Regions from separate parts of the Homo sapiens genome. Here region 2 is linked to region 1. The links are chromatin loops, found by intact Hi-C in ENCODE. Cell type or tissue: heart left ventricle. All regions are shown on one strand. Each heading gives the region's core, and the rest is flanking DNA. Links, peaks and the distances in the headings are about the cores only. Region 1 overlaps CAVIN2 (caveolae associated protein 2). Region 2 overlaps TMEFF2 (transmembrane protein with EGF like and two follistatin like domains 2).

The links. A loop is a pair of places that touch in the nucleus more often than their neighbours do. Peaks named below come from ENCODE experiments on the same cell type or tissue, not always from the same donor. Only the 100,000 strongest peaks of a DNase experiment are listed, where the experiment ranks them.
Region 2: it touches region 1 in a loop (2.3-fold over the local background); 3 of 110 quality-filtered maps call a loop at or near these places.

The regions. Positions count from the first base shown.
Region 1 is chr2:191,837,911-191,841,910 of GRCh38, reverse strand. The region is part of intron 1 of CAVIN2 (caveolae associated protein 2); the gene reads left to right. Among named protein-coding and RNA genes, the nearest start is that of CAVIN2-AS1, 6.6 kb to the left of the region's middle. In heart left ventricle, for the core only: a CTCF peak has its summit at 1,564; no DNase peak of the experiment used is centred there; H3K4me3 peaks cover 2,190 bases; H3K27ac peaks cover 3,177 bases.
Region 2 is chr2:191,997,490-192,014,705 of GRCh38, reverse strand. It overlaps TMEFF2 (transmembrane protein with EGF like and two follistatin like domains 2), which reads left to right. Exons shown (of 10, transcript NM_016192.4): 6 at 15,498-15,646; 7 at 16,385-16,444. All of the region lies in intron 1 of CAVIN2-AS1 (CAVIN2 and TMEFF2 antisense RNA 1), which reads right to left. Among named protein-coding and RNA genes, the nearest start is that of CAVIN2, 160 kb to the right of the region's middle. RefSeq lists a silencer at 11,931-12,183. In heart left ventricle, for the core only: no CTCF peak of the experiment used is centred there; no DNase peak of the experiment used is centred there.

The DNA of each region.
Region 1 (4,000 bases), core at 1-4,000:
AACAAAATATTAGTTCTTATTGTTATTATTTACATTTAGTGAATGTGAGCACTGTCCCAGGCACTTTAAGTGAATAACTGATTATTGCTGGTATTTTTTAGAAAGAATCATTGCATACTCTTATGTAAAAAAAAACTAGACTCCTTCAGATGCAGCCCTTCCAAGTAAATGCTGCCCCTTCCACTGCTTTGTAATCTATATCTATTTGAATTGAATGAATGAAAAATGTTCTCCAATGCAACTCAGGTCCTAGAGTTTTGATTCTTACATAAAACAAAACACATTTGGTATCAGTACACTATGGAATCAACTCTGTAATTTGTTAATTCTTTTTGTGGGGTTTATGTTAACATCACAGAATCAAACATGTTAGAGCTGGAAAGCACCTTAATAATTGTTCAGTTTAACTTCGTTTTGTGTCAAAGAAACAGAGGCCCTGAGAAACAGTGACTAGCAAGGTTTCATTTTATTATTAATAATAGAGATTATAGAATTGAATTGCAAAATGAGTAAAAACAAACACTATAATCCCACCTTGGTAAAGTTCATGTTTACTGGGTTTTCTACATCAGCTTTTAAATAATTCAGTGTGCTTTGGTTTTTTTGTTTGGTTTTGTTTTGTGTTTATTTGTAACAAAGAACACCTAACCAGTGTGTCTTAAAAAAGAATTGAACCCTTGATAACACTGAAAAATAATGAAACTTTTAAATCCTCCAGAATGTGAAAGACTGCTCAGGGATTATAACTAATGCATTTTATTCTTATGACTTGCTGATTCCACCGACAGCTGCCTTAGGGGTGCAGTTCTAATCAATGACTGTATCCACTTGGCAATCCATACCTCAGAAACACAAATCGGAGAAAACCATCAATGTGTAAAAGAGACCTATAAATCAGAATGTCAGGTGGGCACAGTTTCATTTTAGTAACTAGTATTTAGAGATTATTGGATAAAATATTCCATGGACACAAATTTATGGTCTTCATATCCCTCCAGGATTCTACTGCATCCCAGTGGGAATATGACATCCTTTGTTATTTTCTTCTGCCAACAGGAATGATGAGTTAGTGACAGGAAAGCAAACTGTTGTTTTTTCTCTCCTTATTCAAGCTTTTAAATGACTTACCATGATTTCCTTTCTAAGGAGAGTCATAGAGTCTTCTTTTCTGTTAAGGTGTGCATATCTAGGTATTTAGATATGTACACAGAAGATTTGCTTCCATGAGCTTCAAACCAAGAAGTGTCCAGCATGTTAGCAAGTTTGTCTGTGTTGATACAAATAGGACTATTAGTTCACTAGGATCGATATGAACAGCAAACAAGTTAAAGTACAAGGAGAAATGCTACTTTTTCAGTTCTTTCCATTCATTTTTATGCTGTGAGCATATCAGTCATATATGTTTGAAGTGTGCTGTTTTATTCCCCTTCCTTTGAAAAACTCCTAAGGGTTCTCGTGAAAGGTCAGAACCGGGAACACCTGCATCAGGGGAGCTGAGGACCTTTTTGAAAACAAAGGGTAAATAATCAGCTCTCTTGGGGCCTCTACTGGGCAGAACTACCAAAGGAAGCAGTGCAGCCCACAAGGGATTCCTAGTGCCATTTTCAGGAGCTACGAACCCTAAGTAGACCTAGAAGTAACTAGGGCAGGGAAGCAGTGACAGAATTGAGGATGTGTACTTGATCTTCTCTCTTGAAATCGTCATCAGTCTTGCAACCTGTAAGAGAAAGCAAATCAGAAACACTACAACAGGAGGCTGAAGGCAGAAGTGTCACCTTGCTTATAGGCATATGAAATATCAAGTGTTTCCACGAGGTGTGTGGGGGAGCTTGAGCACAGGGCACGTGTGCAGGTGAGATTAGGCACCTCAGGAGAGGGCAGTTATCCAGCATCCATTATCTTAAGTTTAGACTGAGTTTCCACCACCATAAGAGTTACTTCACTGTCAAACACCACTCACATGTTTTACTATAGAACAGAAATTTTGAAAAGTATCAGTATTTTTCTGCTTCCAAACAAACATTATGGAAAGGTAAGAGCTACATGTGCTTGGACATTCACAGATTTTTGTGTGAAAAGAAAGGGCTTACCTTCAGAGTAGATGCCATCAGAAGCCACAAAATAAACACTGTTCAATATACAGAACATTAAATCCTGTTTGTGTAATTAAAATGACAGCAGAAGCATAGCAGTTAGCCAAGAAGACATATCTCACTTGTTTCCAGTTGCATAAAGACACATCCAACTCATTCTGGATTATCTCTGTTCCTGCTGGGTTTATTTTTATAGCTGGCATCAAAAAAGCTCTCATATAATTTCCCTGGCATTTTACAAAAGAGTTCAATTGGGTTTCCTACCTTCCCCCAATACCCATTCATATACACAGTGTGTATCTACCACAGATCATATATGATTCACCTTATAATAACTTTCCTCAAAGCTGTCCTCAAAAGATACATGATAAAAGAATCGAAAGAGTCTAAAACTCAACAGCAACTATGCTTTTGTAATAATAAAATGTATATTTAAGGAAAAACTGTAATATTATTAGTTTAATTCCTTTAGAAGTTCAGTTAATATGCCTACCTTTTGTTGGGATTAAATAAAGGGAAGTTATACAACTTACTACCTTTGATTACCCTGAGAGATTATACTATGCAAAATGTACCTCTTCTCTGGTAGCCAAGGATTATTTTTACAGTTTTCTGCCTGAATTTCTGCTTTCCTCACTGAGGACTTTTAATGACATTTCACTGATCTCTTGGTTTCTTCCTTTCCTGTAAGCAACTCCTGTCAAACCTTCTCAACCCTCTTGTCAAACCCCAGAAGTAATTTTGCTTCTAGACTAAGCATCCAAGCCTTAGCTATTTCAGTTGTCTAACCCTCTTTTAGTAACACCCATCCACTGCAAAGAAAATCCTTCCTTAAAAATGGAGATCATTGTCCCCATTGGGACTTAGGTTCTCTTGATTTCCCAATGGCACCAGCAGTCAGCAAACTTCCTTCTAGACACAGAGCTGAACTTGTTCTTTTATAGTCCTCAAGCCTGCCCAAAAGAGGGGCAATCTCCATTCCAGCCACTCTCAGGGCGTTCTTAGAAAGCCACCTCACCCAACATGCACTCATTTAACAAGCAGCTGTTGAGCTCTAGGTGCTGGGACACAGCATGGACAAGAGACAAAAATCCCTGCCCTCATGGGGAGTACACTCCGGGGAACTAGAGGCAACCGCAACTTGAAACACGGGAAAGCAGTGCTTGTAAAAGGCCATGTTATAAATAACCTGTGGCAGTCCCATGCTCCTTTTATTTATTTTTTTACTTTGTCTTTTACTATGGCCTGGACACTTAACCATGACATTCAAAATGGCAGAGTGTGGAGAGAGTTTTGGGAAACACAATATATGATATCGTCACTCTAACGAGGAATTCTATTTAATTGGACTTTTCTGCTTTTTGCGTCGACACAAGACATTACCCTTTGTTTCTAACCAATTTATGGAAAGGACTCTGTATAGTGTGTATAAGGGGAGACACAGGGTTGTATTTTTCAAGGAATATCATAATTCTACCATTCAGTTGTTAACAAGGAGAGGGTTTTTTTAAGTTTCTGTATAATATCTAAACTTTATTTAGTCTTTGTATCAAATATAAAGTGACACTCTTAAAGCATGTTTTCATCTTTTCGGTCAATCAAAATTACAAAACAAGAAGGGAAGTTCTTGCCATTAACATAAACTTTGCATGACGTTTAAGTCCCAGGTAGACTTTAAAATCCACTAAATCCAGTTATTTTTCAAACTGAAAGTTTACTGAACAGCCTTAGATATAATCAGGCAATCCTGAGGCTCTGGTTGCAGGAGAGGTGGCAGGGGGGTCTGGAGCTTTGCCCCCCTCTGGCATTCCAGCAGAGCCCCTGGTACCCCTGGGAGTGCAGTATGAAAGCTGCTAATCTAGGTCAAATCTCTTGTTCATATCTGGAAGAAACTGAGACCCAAGGAG
Region 2 (17,216 bases), core at 7,395-11,394, 170 kb before region 1:
CTTGATGCAAGTATAATCGGAAGTCAGATCAGAATAATCAAATGATCAAATTACTTAAATTAGACACATACTGAATTGCCTAAAGAAGAAACTGCTCAGTTGGGAAAGGCTTACAGCAGACAGTAACCTTCAATCATTTTCCACCTCTGGAATAAATATTGAGTCATATTTTGAAGGATAGGTGATCTTAAGGATACTAACAACAAAGATTGGTACAGATTAACTAACCATTGAAAGAAAAGGCTGATTGAGTTTTTGTTCAGAATAAGGAGATTCAGACAGAGAATCTAAAGCATTTTGGGCATGACAATGAAAAAATATGAAAATTATATAATATGGATTTTAATACTAAGAATGTATATAGATAGTGAAAAGGCTAATTGTATGCACTGCATGTAGCCTAGGGCTCTCAAACTCTGGGGACCTTTACCGTTCACATTGATTACTGAAGACTGATCATTAGGGCACAAAATTCATCATCATGTTTAAAATAACCTGTTCTACCTAATAGGACTATTTGGACCATTGTTTGGTAATTAAATACCAAAATGTCTAATAACCTGTACATGGTAGGTACTCCATTTATTCAACAAATATCTATTGCACATCCACTATGAGCTAGTCATTTAACAAAAATTAACAAATATTTATCATATGTATAAATGAACTAATACTTTTTGATAATTGGAGCAAAACAATATGCATTGATCTAATTAACATGTAATTTGAATCTAAACTTTATGTCTAGATCACTGAAATATAAGCATATTTTAAATTCAGAATGTATTCATTTACTTATTCATTTTTTCAACAAATATTTATTGAGTGCCTATTTTGCATCAACCATTGTTCTAGTTGTGAAGAGTACAACACTGAACAAAGCAGACAAGGTCACTTTCTATGTGTAAGTGTACATTCTAGTGAAGAAAACAGACAATTAAAAAAATCAAGTATGGGCCAGGTGCAGTGGTTCATGCCTGTAAATCCCAGCACTTTGGGAGGCCAAGGCGGGCGGATCGCCTGAGGTCAGGAGTTTGAGACTAGCCTGGTCAACATAGCGAAACCCTGTCTCTACTAAAAATAGAAAAATTAGCTGGGCATGGTGGTGGGCGCCTGTAATTCCAGCTACTTGGAGGCTGAGGCATGAGAATCGCTTGAACCCAGGAGGCGGAGGTTACAGTGCAGTGAGATTGTGCCACTGCGCTACAGCCTGGGGGATAGAGCGAGACTGTCTCAAAAAAAAAAAAAAAGTATGTAATATACCATGATTCAGAGAGGAAATAGGTGCTGTGTTAGATAGGGCACTCAGGGTAGGTTTGTTAGAAAAGTAATATTTGAGCCATGCAAGTATCTGAGATTAGGACATTCCAGGCAGAGGGAACAGCAAGTGAAAAGTGCTGGTGGCAGAAGCATGTGGCATGTTGGAGGAGCAGTAAAAGTCTAGTGTGGTTGGAGCACGGAAAGAGTGTATAAGATTGATCAGAAATAAAATGGCATAGGTAGTCAAGAGCCGGATCACACAGGGCCTCATGAACCACGGTAAGGACTACAAGTTTTATTCTAAGGTCCAGGGGAAGGAAGCCTTTGCTAGATTTTGAGCAAGGGACTGATTCTCATTTACATTTTAAAGGCATTGCCCTAGCTGCAGCATGAACTGACTTGAGGAAAGGCAAGTAGAAATGGGAGAGCAATTCAGAAACTCTCTTATTTCCCTGGTAATTTATACATATGGACTTATCTTTTGCTGTTTTTTATATCCTGAGCATCTTAGTATCCTAATTGTGGACTAGCCTCTAGGTTTTTCTATAATCAAGGAGGAGTATTTTTAATTTGTATACATTTTTACTAATTTTTCTATACCTTTGTATTCCAATTTATATACTGGTAATTTTTCCTAACATTATAATGAGTATTTTGTGATCCAAGTGACTCTGTAATCTATGAGTATGATACAAAGTTAAAGTCATCACATTTCTTTCTAAATATTTTACATATTTTTAATTATATTCTGTTACTTTTGATTAGAACTTTACATTTTAAAAGTACTTTTGCCGATTAGGAAAAAAAATCCTAAATTAGAGAACAAACTAGTTCATTTATTTAGGGGCTAGCATTTTATCAAGGAAAACATAAGCTTAAACTTCAACTCCTGTGAAGGGGCCCCTAGCTAATACAACATTTGGATGAATAATGAAAGTATCCTGCATGGTTTGTTGGCCCAGGTCCCATTGTACCTTGATATGTGTGTGATGATAATCTATCTAAGCATGCTCCAAATCTGCCTGCCTGATAACTGTCAAGTCTCAGTAGACCTTATGTCAGTGACAAAGGTATAGAACACATACTATTCAGAGACACAACAAAAGTTATCACCCAGTGATTTTAAATTGTAATCAACTATAAGCTAACTTATTTAAACAGAATTTATGTTTTATGCTATGTCCATATATAGTGTGACACTTAAAGATATTTATTTTGAAAACAAGATAAAAGATAATATGTAGGCCAGGCGCAGTGGCTCACGCCTGTAATCCCAGCACTTTGGGAGGCCGAGGCGGGTGGATCACGAGGTCAGGAGATTGAGACCATCCTGGCTAACACAGTGAACCCTGGTCTCTACTAAAAATACAAAAAATTAGCCGGGCCTGGTGGTGGGCCGGGCGAGGTCGTGGGCGCCTATAGTCCCAGCTACTCGAGAGGCTGAGGCAGGAGAATGGCGAGAACTTGGGAGGCAGAGCTTGCAGTAAGCGGAGACTGCGCCACTGCACTCCAGCCTGGATGACAGAGCGAGACGCTGTCTCAAAAAAAAAAGATAATATGTAAAAATAAAAAATATTTTGAATTTAGAGTTTATAACTGAGCTTGCTTAAAATAGAAGACTGACAATGTATAAAATGGATGACTAGACTGGGTAAAGATGAATCAGATCTCTCTTACACACTATATATAATATATACATTGACCAAACAAATTACAGTAATTAAAATACTGCCAAATTTCAGGTAATAACTGATAAGTCTAATGTTTGTCAATAGCTTGTTGGTTTCATAAAAATGATATTTCCTCTTAGAAGTAATTCAAAACACCCATTTAAAAAAACATATTATATTCCTGTAGCATCCACTTACTATTATTGAAAGAAAAGTCTACATTTGTTTATGCAGCTTAAAAAGTCTTCTGAGATGAAGCCAAGAGCAAAACCATTTTGTACACTCAGGCTTAAGAATAATATCAATTGTTTATCCAGCTCATTCTTGTCTTCCTACCACCCTTGCAGTCTTTGCTGATTCTTCTCTGCTGGATCCTTTGCTACGTGAATTTAGCAAGTTCCTCTGCCTTCCCTGACCCCTAGCACAGTGTTTTGCACAGAGTAGCCACTCCACATAGAATGGTTGAGTGAATGAATGGATTAATGAGGATTCCTGTTTGATTTTTCAGCATTTCTTTAATGTCCTTCCAATCAGTAAATTATTCAGTGATTTGTAAGTGTCCAGGGTTCCAACTATGCTCTTTATCATTGGGGAATGCTTCCTTCCTGGGGTGGATGCTCCTAGGTTCTTTGTTCCTTCTTTATCTGTAGCTATAGTCACTTAATCTCCAACCCGTTTTCTTCACACAGTTTAGTGAAAAATACATAGACCCATGAATCTTGCAATGAGGAATTCAGCCCATTATCAGTACCTAAAAAATGCTTTTGAGTGAATGATAGATTTAGGTTAAAATACAATTCTGAGTTACTTGACTTATCTGGGATGAGAATGACACTGTTAGGGGGAAATCCTCAGTGGAGAAAGGATTTACATGTCCTCTTGTTAGAAGGCACCAGGGAGACCACCTGCTGAAATTCTACTCCTTTTCCAAGTTCCAGCTTAAGCATCACATCCTCCGTGAAAGCTTTTTTGTACCCGCCAGGTGTAAGTAGTTATTACTGCTCAGTGATAGCAAAATACATTTTCATGCTAACAAGCCCAAGCTCTGATGACTCTGTTTTATGAATATTTGTTTTCCTCCTTCTGTTGTGATCTCTGTTGCCAACCGTAATCACAAGCATCATCTTTGTCTCTGATGTTCAGCCTAGTACCTGGTACCAAGTAGGTGCTCAGCTACACTTATGTGATTCAATTGAATTAAATGAGATCTATGGTAAACTAAAAGGTATATGCCTCAGTGGGGGGAAAAAAAAGTGGCAGTAATAGCTGCAGACCTCCAAACACCTTTGACCAGAGGACCTTACCTGGGGTTCACTCTAGGAGGGTACTCACAGATCCTTTCCTTTCTTACTTTTTAAAGCTTAATATTTTTGAGAAACTCAGAAGCATTTTTATTTCAAGGCAAAATGTTGAAATATTTCTACTTAAAGTCCTTCATCGCAAGAGTTTCAGAATAGCTCACAACTATTTCTGACCACACAGTCCTCTCTCGGAGCAATCAGAACTCACCGGCAATACTGCAGGAAGTCAGTGAGGAACGGCTGGTTTGAGCCTGTAAACTAAAATGCCACCATGTGTTTTTGAGTTTAACATTTTAGTGGACAAACACATAAGATGAGGACAAAGAGAGAGATGATTCCCTTCATATGATAAACTCTGCTTGAAAGTCGCTTTTATACAGACACAAACTCAAATAGTTGTTTACAAAGAAACATTATCTTGGTCCAGTGGAATGTCTCCATGCACATATTTCTTTTTCAAAGTTTGTTTAAACAACTTAGAAATAAACTTTCCTGATCAAAATCATGCAAAAACTATTTACCAAGGTTGATAATTTAAACATTTTTAAGCAAAATGTCAAAACTAATATTTTTATTTTAAATGATAAAGTACAGTGTTTTGAAAATATTAAAAGTAATATAATACTTGTGCTCTACCACCTAATTTGAACAGATGCAAACATTTAGCATATTTGCTTTTGATCTTAAGAACCATAATATTACAGATAAAATTAAGGTGTTCTCCTACCTTAATCATATTTCCCGTCTTCTCTTTCCAGGTTTCAAGTACAGTACTCCTATAAATATTTCTATTATATTTGTCTTCATTCAAATATGATATTTATTATAGCATGGTATAATATGTATTAAATATTATTTTTTAAAGTAAATTTAAAGTAAATTGACCCCAAAATCAGTAAGTAAAAGATTGATATAATCATGAAGGATAAACATTTGGTATCAGTTCTAATTATGAAGAGTTAATACCAGCATGATTTCATTAGTACTTTATTTTTATACTCAATTATAGCAGTATAATCTTTAGCAAACATCAATTGGGAAATAACATGTTACAAAAACACTAAGAATTAATTCCATGATGATTTGTTGCAAGTGCACAAATGTCACCTTATTTTCCTACCTTTATATCATAAGATGAAAAAATCTATTGAAACTTGTGAAATTGAGGATTTGTTGTTTTCATATACCACCTGTCCTTCATTTTATATACACACACGCACAATCACACACACTTACTCACTGCTTATCTCTGAGCTCCCTGAGAGCCAAGACCAAAGGAAAATACAAAAGATCTTATAACTGACTCGATTATCTAATAAAAGGAGATGTGCCATATCACCAGGTAGGACTACCTTGTGTTCTCTGAAAATAATTATCATGAGTGTTCTTACAATAAGATAAACAAACATAAGCCAAACAAATAAAAGCCACCTGAACAATGTAGTGGCCAATTATTTTCAAACTAGCAACTTTACCAGAATGCAAAGCTGTAATTTGTCTGTTGTTTCTTATCTTTCATGGATAAAATCCAAGGGCATGATGTGAAATTGCAGTTTCGTGGGAAATCTAAACTGTAATGATGTTCATACACATTTACTCCTAAAAGCCTTTTGTCAAGTGAAAGCATAACAGAGGGCCAGTTGGTAAAACACAAACATGAAGCCACCCCGATCACTAAAGTGGGTGTGGGAATCCTGGCGCTTGGGAATGTGCTTAAACGTTCAATATGATAATGACAGAATGCAGCAAGTGGGAATCTAGTCTACCACATGATTCAAAAGTGATTTTTTTAAGTAACTTTATTGTATTGTTTTTCCTTCCAACTTTTTATTCTGGGGTTTTCATGCTTCCTGACTCAGGTGTGTATAAAGACCCATCCAGTCGGAGCGACCGCACTTCTCTGTGATCATGAAGTTACCCTTGGTTATTGAATATGTTTTCCAGCTTAATGAGCAAGCACATACACATGATGCTAATGAGGAATTTTGCTTCAAGATACTTTTAAAAACGTACATGAGGAAGAATTGTTTGCTTTGAGTATTTTAAGATGTAAATGCAGCTACTTCTAAAAAGAAAGAATAATCCTGAGGAAAAGGCAATCGTGACCTATGACAATGGATGGAGAATTAAATCCTGCTTCCATCTATCATATGCACTGAAGAGGGACGTGGGAGCAACTTCTGCCTCGAAAGGAGCCTTGTTTGCTCACTAACACAGTGGGCGTTAATAAGTCTCTGCTGCCCCTGTGGTTTTGTTTCAGTCATTTTAAATCAACCCTGGAACCAGGCAGAGTATACATTAATACAAGGCATTATTCTCCTTCAGCTGTAGTTAAGGGTGCTTGCATGCTGTCACTGTTGTGATAGAAGCCTGTTTGCTTCTGTCCCAATAGTGAGGGCAGAAAACTCTCCCTATGAGGAAAGAAAGCTTTCCTGAGTCACACACACAGCTGCCTCCCTCCCTGAGCTTGGCAGCTCCTATAATAAGTTTCTAGTTTGGAACGTAGTACAGATCAGGAAAAAAGCAGGAAAGAGTAGAGCAGGAAGGACATGGGGTGACATTTTTGCCTTAGTGCTTCACTACAATATGCCTTAAGTAGCGAGCCACCAAACCCTAATGATTCTTCCTTTTCTTCCATATAGTGAATGCCTCACTCTGGGGCTTTCCTTCCTTGTCTCTATACCTAACAGCAGTAGCCTGGGAACTAGTCCCTCTGCCTGCACTCTACTGCTAGCGCCATCTTTCTAAAGCACCGCTTTCATCATGTTGACCTTCTCATCACACTGTGCTCAAAAACCTTTCAGGCCTCCTCATTCCCCAGAAGATAAAGGTCACTCCTTGGACTGGAATTGAGGCCCTTTGCAATCTGTCTAGAGCGTTGTGTTCAGCCACATTGGATGGGAAGAGTTCATTCTAATCAGACTGATCTGTGATCCTCCCAGCACACTGTATACTGTCTTCCTCCATACATTTCCCCAGGCATTCTCTCCACCACTCTTCTTCATCTAAATCCTACTCTTCTTTCCAGACAGTTCACTTTCCACCTCCTCCTCCCTATCTTATGAGCATTAAACAAAAGAGTCTTAAGGAAGTAGGAGCAAGGCGCCAGACACAGGGGAACCTCATGATAATTTCACCCCCTTTTCTGCCACTTGGTCTTGGTTTTACTTGGCAAATTAATTCTGCTGACAGCTTTGCCACTGATGTTTTTTAGATCAGTGTGTTTAATCACCTGTCCCTCTCATCTGACACCAAACACATTGCATGGAGTATGTGCCATATGAATAAAGCCTTTTAAAGCATGTCACTGAATAGTGTACATTAAACAAGAATATTAAATTTCTTAAAATGGAATGAATAGGAAAGGGAAAAAAGATGTGGCTGGAGTCAGAGTAGCTGAGATTTCTCAATAGGGGATGCAAACCTTCTCCCACAGAAAGAGCTAACTTGCTTTAAGATACTGATTTCTGAATGCCCCTCCAGATATTATTGCACCAAAATTTGTCACAATAAATCTTATATACAGTAAATCTGGAAAATCTCTTAGTCTTAGAGGGTGAGAAAGAGTATCTAATATAACTCCAACTCACCATGTCTGCACATCAGAATCACCCGTAGCATTTTTGACAACAGCGACTACCTAGGCCTCACACCAGACCTCCTAAATGAGAATCTCTGAGTTGCAACCCAGTCATCTGGTTTTTTTAAGTATGCCACAGAAGATTTTGATCTGCATCCAGAATTTGAAATCCAGGATTTGAAAGCCAGAAGTTAATGATGGACAGTATGTATTTGATTACAACTTCTCAGAAACTTTGTTAAGCAGTTGATATGCATTTAGTGACTACAGTCTTGAGTCATTATCTCCATTTTCACAGGTGAGGATTCTAAAGCTTGGGAAAGTGAAGTAGCCCAGTGCCATCCAGCTAGTAAATAAGCCTCATTAAATAGAGGTCTAATACCAAGTTCCAACCTGTAGTCACATTCTCCATCTGTCTTTATTATAATTAGACATTATTTCAATATGTGGCCATCAGTCTCTTTCCCAGCAATAGTTCCCTCTCTTCAAAATGTGATTCCGTTTTTTGGAAGTCCTGGGACCACCCAGGGCAAGAGTTTCGCAGCTCAGTTTTCCTCTGATTGGCTATTTGTTGTCCTAGTCTATTTCTGATCAGTGAGGACCAGTATTCCCAAGACCTTCCCCATGTAATGGGCCAACTTCTATGTTTTGCATCCTTATAAAGAGATCGATACTAATGGCAACTAAGCTTTTTCCACGTGCAAGATGAGCCTGGCCACCCTGGAAAACCTGAGTGCAGTCCTGGGTAATGTTTCTGGAGAAGGGCATTATTCATTCCTCCTAGATTTCAAAACTAAAAGGATTGCCCACTATAAGTTAAAAAAAAAAAAAAAAGTCACCTGAGACCTGAGTAATGACATGGGAGACTTATTAGCCTTACCAGTCAGTTAATGCTTTTCTACCCTTTGAATACAGGGTTTAATTTTTCAATGCATTTTCACATCTCTTACCTCATTTTCTCTCACAACTCACAGTCATTCCTGCACTGCAGTTTCCTTACAGATAAAATACTTATAATCAAGTTCCATCAAAAGGAGTGATGTGAGAGTTAATGAGTAAATGGGCTTAAAGTATCATAAGCATCTTGAATGAAAGGTACACACTGTTTTTACTGTTATTAATATAATGCAGTTCATCCATTACAGATCTGACAGGGATCACAGACAGCAGCTCTGACCTTATTTACTGGCCAGGCCAGAGAGGGTCTGCGTAATGGCCCCAGAGACAGACACCCTCAAGAGAAACAAAAAAACCACAGTTAAGGTCCGAAACAACCAGAAAGCCAGCCTCACTGCGGTATAGTTGGGTGCTTTGAAACTAACTAGGAATATTGTATGGTCAAAATACGGAATGGACACCAAGTCAAAGACCTTGGGAGAGGAATAAGTGACAGCCATGTTTAATAGATGAAACAAAATCTAGTGAAATTAGAGGGCAGCCACAAACCAGACACATGAATATGTAATTTGCTAGCTGCCAGGTTCTGCATTCTCACACTCTGGCAGATGACAAGGCACTTCTAAATACACAGAGAAGCTTATTTAACTCATTGCAGATCATCCTTGGAAGAGCCATTTCAAGTGAGGCAGGGAATTAAATTAATGTCAAACCCCCCGAAAATATTGATGAGATAGTTACAAATGTATGTGAGTTGTCTCAAATGCTACCTTTTACTGCTATAATTTAAGTTCCTTACTCCATCAAGTGGTCTTTAAAAATTATTTCCTATTTCTCTTCTATCTTATAATTCAGAGAGCTAAGGTTTTCAGTCAATGTTAATTTTCTTTGAAGGATTTTCAGAGGGTAGTATTACCACATACAGACCCCTGAAATTATTATTTTCGAGTAAGGCTGATTCTTTTTCTTTGTAGCCTAGAAGAAAAGAGATCTATGTAATCGCAGTGTCAAAATGTCAAAAGACTGAGATAGGTTGAAAAAACGAAGAAGAAAAGAAAAGAAAACACAAAAAACCTTAAAGGCATTCGTGCAGTCCTCAGCCTTACAAATCTTTGGCTCACATAAAATACTTGTGACATGCTATAATTAACTAGTTACTCCTCTCAGAATGAATAATAATGCAATTATTTGCCAAAAGCAGTGAAGGGATAGTTTCTGTTTTCAAAAACGTGTGCTTTTCATTTCTGCAGAAAGAAAAACCCTTGATTAATTTACATAAGTTGGTAAAGTGACCTGCAGTTTCACCATTACATTATATGATAATTGCTACCTTTTTTCTTTTTCTTTTTTAATCTTCAAAACGTATTTTTAATTATTTATTTAGAGACGGGGTCTCACTATTTTGCCCAGGTTGCTCTCAAATTCCTGACCTCAAGTGATCTTTCTGCCTCAGCCTCCTGAGTGGCTGGGACTACAGGCATACACCACTGAACCTGGCTCTTCTGTCACCTTTTTATCAGAGCCTTATGTTTTTCAGTGGTTTAATGTAGCAATAAACTGACAAGTTGCTATCATGTTCAAATTATATTGGTGCCTGAAACTGTACCCAAATACCACAAATGAGAAGTAGTAGCCTGCCTGGTGAAAACATTTTCTTGCCCCAGTTGGACTTTGATGCCATCAAGATTACTAACTGTTTGTTTCCTGTTTCCTTTGTCTGTGGAAACACAAATAAAAGGAGGACAGTGAGCCTTAGTTCTTCAGGAACCCCCTCTCCTTTGGAGACCCCACATCTGCCAAGTAGCACAAAGTTATCTCTCCTAGGTGTTAATATATAGCACAATGAATATTTTCAACTCTTTCAACACCATCTGCCATTCTCAGTAATTTATTCAACAACCATTTATTGAAGATGTTTGTAATGCACTGTACTAGGTACCAGGATGTCAAAGGTAAGTAAAACACCTTGCCCTTGAGAAGGTTGCAGAAAAGTAGAGGTATAAACAAGTAAACAGGTGCATTACCAATGCAGTAAATGCACCATGGAGGTGAGTGTGAGCCCCCCCCCCACACACACACACAAATTTTTTCACTCATATAAACACACAAAACCACCTCTACCCCATGAATGTAAACTTCCCCAAATTCCTCTTTGAAAGTTTTGAAGCAGACACCTGGAAAAAAATTAATGCTAAAACTCTCTAATTTTGTAATTTCAGTAGAGTTCATTGAGCTATACATTTGTGTGTTTGTGTGTATGTGTATTTGCGTGTAAATATTAGTTTTCATGTGGATCTTTATATAGCATTTTATTTAAGGATAAAATATTTTGAGCAACTGATGCTTTAGATAGTCAGGTTAATCTAATGCCCATAAAATTAGTTACTAATTCTAAAACCAGGTTTTAATTTGCAATGTCTTAAAACTAACATTCACTGATATATCCCAGTGATGCACAAAAAGTCTGGATTGCTTGTTTGAGAAGACAAGGACCAAGAGTCAATATGATTTAAATTCATAAAATCATGACATATTCCAAGAGTAGACATAGCCTTGGTTTTCAAATCCTATTTACTCAAAGGATTCCTTTAATCAGAGAGTGATAGGAATTTGGGTCTGTGATAGGAGTTTGGGTCTGTCTTTCTTTGTACTTTCAGTATGTAGAACAGGGCAGGCTCTGACATCAGACTGCCTAAATTTGAATTTAGGCTCTTCGATTTTCAAGCTGTGAGACTTCTCCAAGTCTCAATTTTCTTATCTGTAAGATGGGCATAGTAATAGTAACTTTTAGAATAGCAACCTTTCTTTAAGAATGTAAAATTGTTAGTGTATTCATTCATTTCATTTAGCTATCCAACATGTAGTTATTGAAAGTTTCATGTGTGCAAGATATTGGGCGGGTTGGGGATTGCAAAGATAATTCAATCACTGCAAATAGAGATCAAGATGGACTTAGAGTTTCAGACCATGGTCTTGGAATCCTGCATGTTTTTCTGACTGAATAAGCTTAATAGACATATATACATGGAATATAGTAAATAATGATTATGTAATCAGAGTTTATTGGTCTTTTGGAAACATAGAAATGGTAGGTCCTTGGTAATCCAGTCACAACATTTCCTTTTCCCCAAGCTTCATCGTTTTTGTGTTTTGTTTTGTTTTGTTTTTGAAACAGAGTCCCACTCTGTTGCCCAGGCTGGAGTGTAGTGGTGGGATCTCAGCTCACCGCAACCTCCGCCTCCCCCGTTCAAGTGATTCTCCTGCCTCAGCCTCCTGAGTAGCTGGGATTACAGGTGCCCAACAGCACATCTGACTACTTTTTGTATTTTTAGTAGAGTCAGCCTTTCACCGTGTCGGCCAGGCTGGTCTCCAACTGCTGAACTCAGGTGATCCGCCCACCTTGGCCTCCCAGGGTGCTGGGATTACAGGCATGAGACACCACGCCCGGCCAGCTTATTGTTTTCAAGCCATTTTAGCAAATCTTTGAAGTTTCTTCCACTTATTCACAAAAAAAAAAAAAATATTCTCCATAGATTTCCAATTTCCAGTGATTGCTGAGAGTCACAGGAAGTATTTTTAAAATGTACTCTTGCATTTATTTAATATATGCAAGTATATAGAGTAGGGAGCAAAGATGGAAGTTAATGATGAGGATATGCAATTGAGAAAAAGACCAATATAATCCATGCATTCCTGAAGCTTATATCCCAGGGAAACTTTCACCTCAAGGAATGAATCTATGTCCTCCTCTTGGGCTGAGAATAAAAACATCAACCATCTATACCTGTTTCTTAGCCATTCCATGAAAGGCTTTATTTGAGGCAACAAGAGCCAGGAATTTTGAGAGGAAACAAATCTTAAAAGGAGGCCTTGAGCAAGCGATGCTAGGAAAGGAAAGGGGGAAGGATGTCAGCAGCAGAAAAGCTGTGGGACCAAAATCAGATTAGTCAAACTGAAAAATAATAAATAAATAAATAAATAAATACACCAATTGGAGAATCTTGTAAAATATCCCACACAATTGTTCAATTTGGTGTTAAAGCTTAAGTGAATTTTTCAGTGAAACACTGATTCTAACCAGTCCAATTCAATCAAATTTTATCTTTCTGTCTGTATTAGTCTGTTTTCACCCTACTGATAAAGACATACCCAAGACTGGGCAATTTACAAAAGAAAGAGGTTTAATGGACTCACAGTTCCACGTGGGTAGGGAGGCCTCACAATCATGGCAGAAGGTGAAAGGTGTGGCAGCAGACAAGAGAAGAGAGCTTGTGCAGGGAAACTTCCCTTTATAAAACCATCAGATCTCATGAGACTTATTCACTATCATGAGAACAGCAAGGGAAATACCTGCCCCCATGATTCAATTATCTCCCACCAGGTCGCTCCCACAACACATAGGAATTATGGGAGCTACAATTCAAGATGAAATTTAGGTGGGGACACAGACAAACTATATCACCATCTCTATTCCCTTTGCACCATTTTGTCATGCTATCAAATGGGTTTCTGAACTGCCAATTACTTTCTGTCTATATATATATGTGACTTTTTCACTGAAACATTTAGAAATGTACACTGTATATATATATAATCTATTTACAAAACATTTACAAAAACATAAATATTAATAAAAATGTAAAATATATATATAGTGTACATTTCTAAATTTCTTTGGACTTAATTTGGATATACCGTCAAAGCCCTAATATCTTATCTAATTTACCATTTAGGTAGACAAGTGACAGAACATACCTTTCTGTTTTTCAGTTGCTAACAAACAACTTTATAGAAGACCTTGAAGGAGATAATTCCTAGAGTCTAACACAACAACAGTCAGAATCTAAACTGGTTTGAAGGCAAAAGAAACTACCTTTTTAAAAATGCAAATGTCAACCTCCTCACTCCTTTTTTATTTAATACAATGATTAAGGCTTGGCCTACAGAGTCACTTATCCACATCCGCTCTATAAGAACCAGAAGCTCTTTGAACATGTAGGCAGCTCCTGATCTCAGGTTTTCAGATGCCAAGAATCAGCTGAGGTAGCAATGTCATGTTCCAGTAGCTTGTGATCACATGGCAACATCAAAGCTAAGGTAGGAACACCGCTCCTCAATGAGTTAAGTGTTTAGAGATGGTTGCCATCTGTTGTAGCTATTTGTTCCTAAATAGGTAAATGTAAAAATAACCAGGCATTCCTACAGCAATTCTCTTACAAAATAAATAAATAAATAAGTAAGTTCATTAGCACATTTTCTGCCAGCATTTTTAAACAGCAATCTAGGTAATTCTGACACAGATGGTCTAAGGACTACACTCTGAGATGCACTGGTGTGTATACAAAGCCTCTCTCAATCAACAGACTGATCAAGCAGTGATTCCCAGGAATTGAGTCTGGTGCCAGGATGACTACTTAAGAATATAGAATGTTAGAAGCTACCCTAGATTTACTGGAGCCCAGAAATCTGCTTATGAATCTGTATACTTAAAAGTTCTCCAGGAGATTCTAATAACACAGTCTGTGGTATTAGAGAGAGGGGGTTGGGTTTTAGCTTAACAAATCTATGAGTGGGACCTTATTCCACAATTTACTAGTGTCTAACCTTATGTAATGTCTTTGGTCTGTAAAACAGCTGTTGTGAGGATTAAATAAAGCAATACATGTTGAGAGTCTAGCATGTAGTAACCTGCTTGCCATTGTATGCCTAGCTCTCAGTAAAATATACAGAAGTAAAAATGTATGCTTCATGACTTTGAGAAACATATAATCTATTTACAAAAACAACATAAATATTAATAAAAATTTAAAATATGAGTTTATATTCTAAAGCTGTAACATGGTTGTACACATACACCAGAAAACACACAAGACACAATATTCAGAATAATAAAATAGAGAAGTGTAAAGATATAGGAACAATCATATAAAATTTTCTTGAAAATGTTTAATTCTTCTTTAGGTAACCTAATTCTCATTAAATCACTGAATTTTTATTTAGATTATAGAAAAATATTAACATCATGAGTGGCAATCAACTTGTATTTATTATTTTATTATTTAAAATGAGAGGTAGAAAAATAGTAGTGTATATCTCGGAAGGGGTTTCATAGGATATGCTTAAAGGGGCCCAAGACAACCCTGAAATTTTATACAGAAGGGTTGTTTATATGAATATGGATATTTCTGGGGAGAGATCTATAGCTTTCATTTTTCCAAAGGGTTTTGTGGCCCCCCCAAAATGTTAAGGACCATTGAAGATTGGTCCTTTTAGTACATTTTATGTGCGTCCTTATTTATGCCAAAGAAATACGACTCCTGATTGCATGCCAAATAATTTACTTGTTTGCTTTCTCTGAACTGTCCTCTGAGTCAGTTTTCCACAAGCTTTAACCATTCAAATATCCCAAGAAAAGAAGGAAGAGTAAGATTCAATTTAAGAAAACTCTAAAGCAGAGTTTCATGACCTCAGCCTATTCATATTCTGCAGATATCAGCATGGAAATTTATGTACATGTTTTAAAAGTTCCAGGGCAGAAATTAACTGATGATCATTTTTGAGTTTTTCCTTTTATTTTTTATCCATTGCTCAGTTGTTTGAATTATTTTCCATTAGTTCTGTGTTTCTTTTCTTCTCAGTTAGAAAAGTGAAGGAACTTCCCTGGAAGGATACAATTCAATTTTGCCAACTTGCATTTTGTCAACTTAGCAATTCTTTCATTTGTGTTTTATTTATAATGTGGTAACAACACTATTGATGTTACATGTTTTTATTTCTCTCTTTTTTTAGGTGTGTGTGTAATATTGACTGTTCTCAAACCAACTTCAATCCCCTCTGCGCTTCTGATGGGAAATCTTATGATAATGCATGCCAAATCAAAGAAGCATCGTGTCAGAAACAGGAGAAAATTGAAGTCATGTCTTTGGGTCGATGTCAAGGTAATGTTCATACCAAAATTCATTTCAAAGAATGATTTTAGTCTTTGTGCAAAAATGAAAAGTGAAGAAAACTCCTTATTAGGCAGCTATTCCATTTCCAAAATGCAGTGCTTATTTACAATGGATAGTAGAGTCTACTGTAGCATTTGTGTCGATTATAGGATTTTGAGGGGCTCTCAGCAACCGTCCAGATCTGTCTCTATACAATGGAACTGTATTGTCACAATGCCATAAACACAGAAGCCAATATTCACAAGATAGCAGACAATTTTCTTGCAAAGGGAAAAAAGAAACTCAAAAACATTTTTAAAACGAATCTAAGAATTTATTAGACATCCTTGAAACTAAAAGCAAATCACTTCATTTTTATGTATTGATTCAGTACAAATATTTAAAATGCATTTTTAAAAGCAAGAGGTACTAGAATGTTCTATTTTCTTTCTTGTTCAGAAACAAGCATTTTCTTAGGTTTTGTTACTCCTTTGACCAATTTTTCTCAGTTATAATTGTGAATCTTCTTCTTCTCCCAAACTTTAGAAAGCTCTCTTCATTTTATTATTTGCTCTCAGACAGAAATTGACATTGTAAATCTGTCTTAGTATGATGCAGGTTGCTTAGAACTACAGTTGTAAAAATTCCTTAATTGCAATGAAGATATTGTTGGAGGAAATATATAAGTTTGATATTAGATATTTAGGAAGCAGTTAATCAATTTTTATTGTTAATTTTTTAACACAGATAACACAACTACAACTACTAAGTCTGAAGATGGGCATTATGCAAGAACAGATTATGCAGGTACATAATATTTTCTTCTACAAAATGTGAGCTCTTCTATTAAAAGAGAGTCCTGGGAAATGGTTGTTTACTACTTATTCCAAAGTGAAGCTTGCAAGACTTCTAACATGTGCTAGCCTTCTCTTGCTTAGTTCAAGCTTTCATTAGGCAAGAGTAATTTTTTGTTGAAGCAAAGAAGACATACGGTTTTTGCCAGAGTTAAAGCAATTGTCAAAAATGTCACTAAGATATAATTAGCTTGTCTTTACAGTGCAAATAGTACAAATAACAAAACATTTATCAAATTAATAGCATCAATGGAAATGAATGCAATTTCTGGCAATATATTATAATAAATGCAAATGTTCTTGTTTAAATTTTCATAAAAGTCAACAATGAAAAGTTTGCTAGTCTCTAAAAAGCTAGAAAGGACAGCTACAAATAATAATGCAGGTTGTCTTTATTTAGATGCAAAGTTAAAAATGTATGTATAGGTTTTTTTAATAGTAAATTTCTTTAACTTATTTTGAAACTAAAATGTAGTTTCTCAGACATGCAAAATTATAAAGCATTTTATATAAATATAAATCATATTTAACAATTATTTCACTTTGAAGAATGTCTCTAGCTAATCTAACTTTTCTAGAGTGAGAAATAATTCATGGGTATACAACTGAAATTTTAACAGATACTTAAATTTTATAGAAATTTGGGATAAAATATATAAATAGTATATAGGTTGATAATGATATGTGAAGTTTTTTAGGCAGAGCTTTTCATTTAGATATTAAGC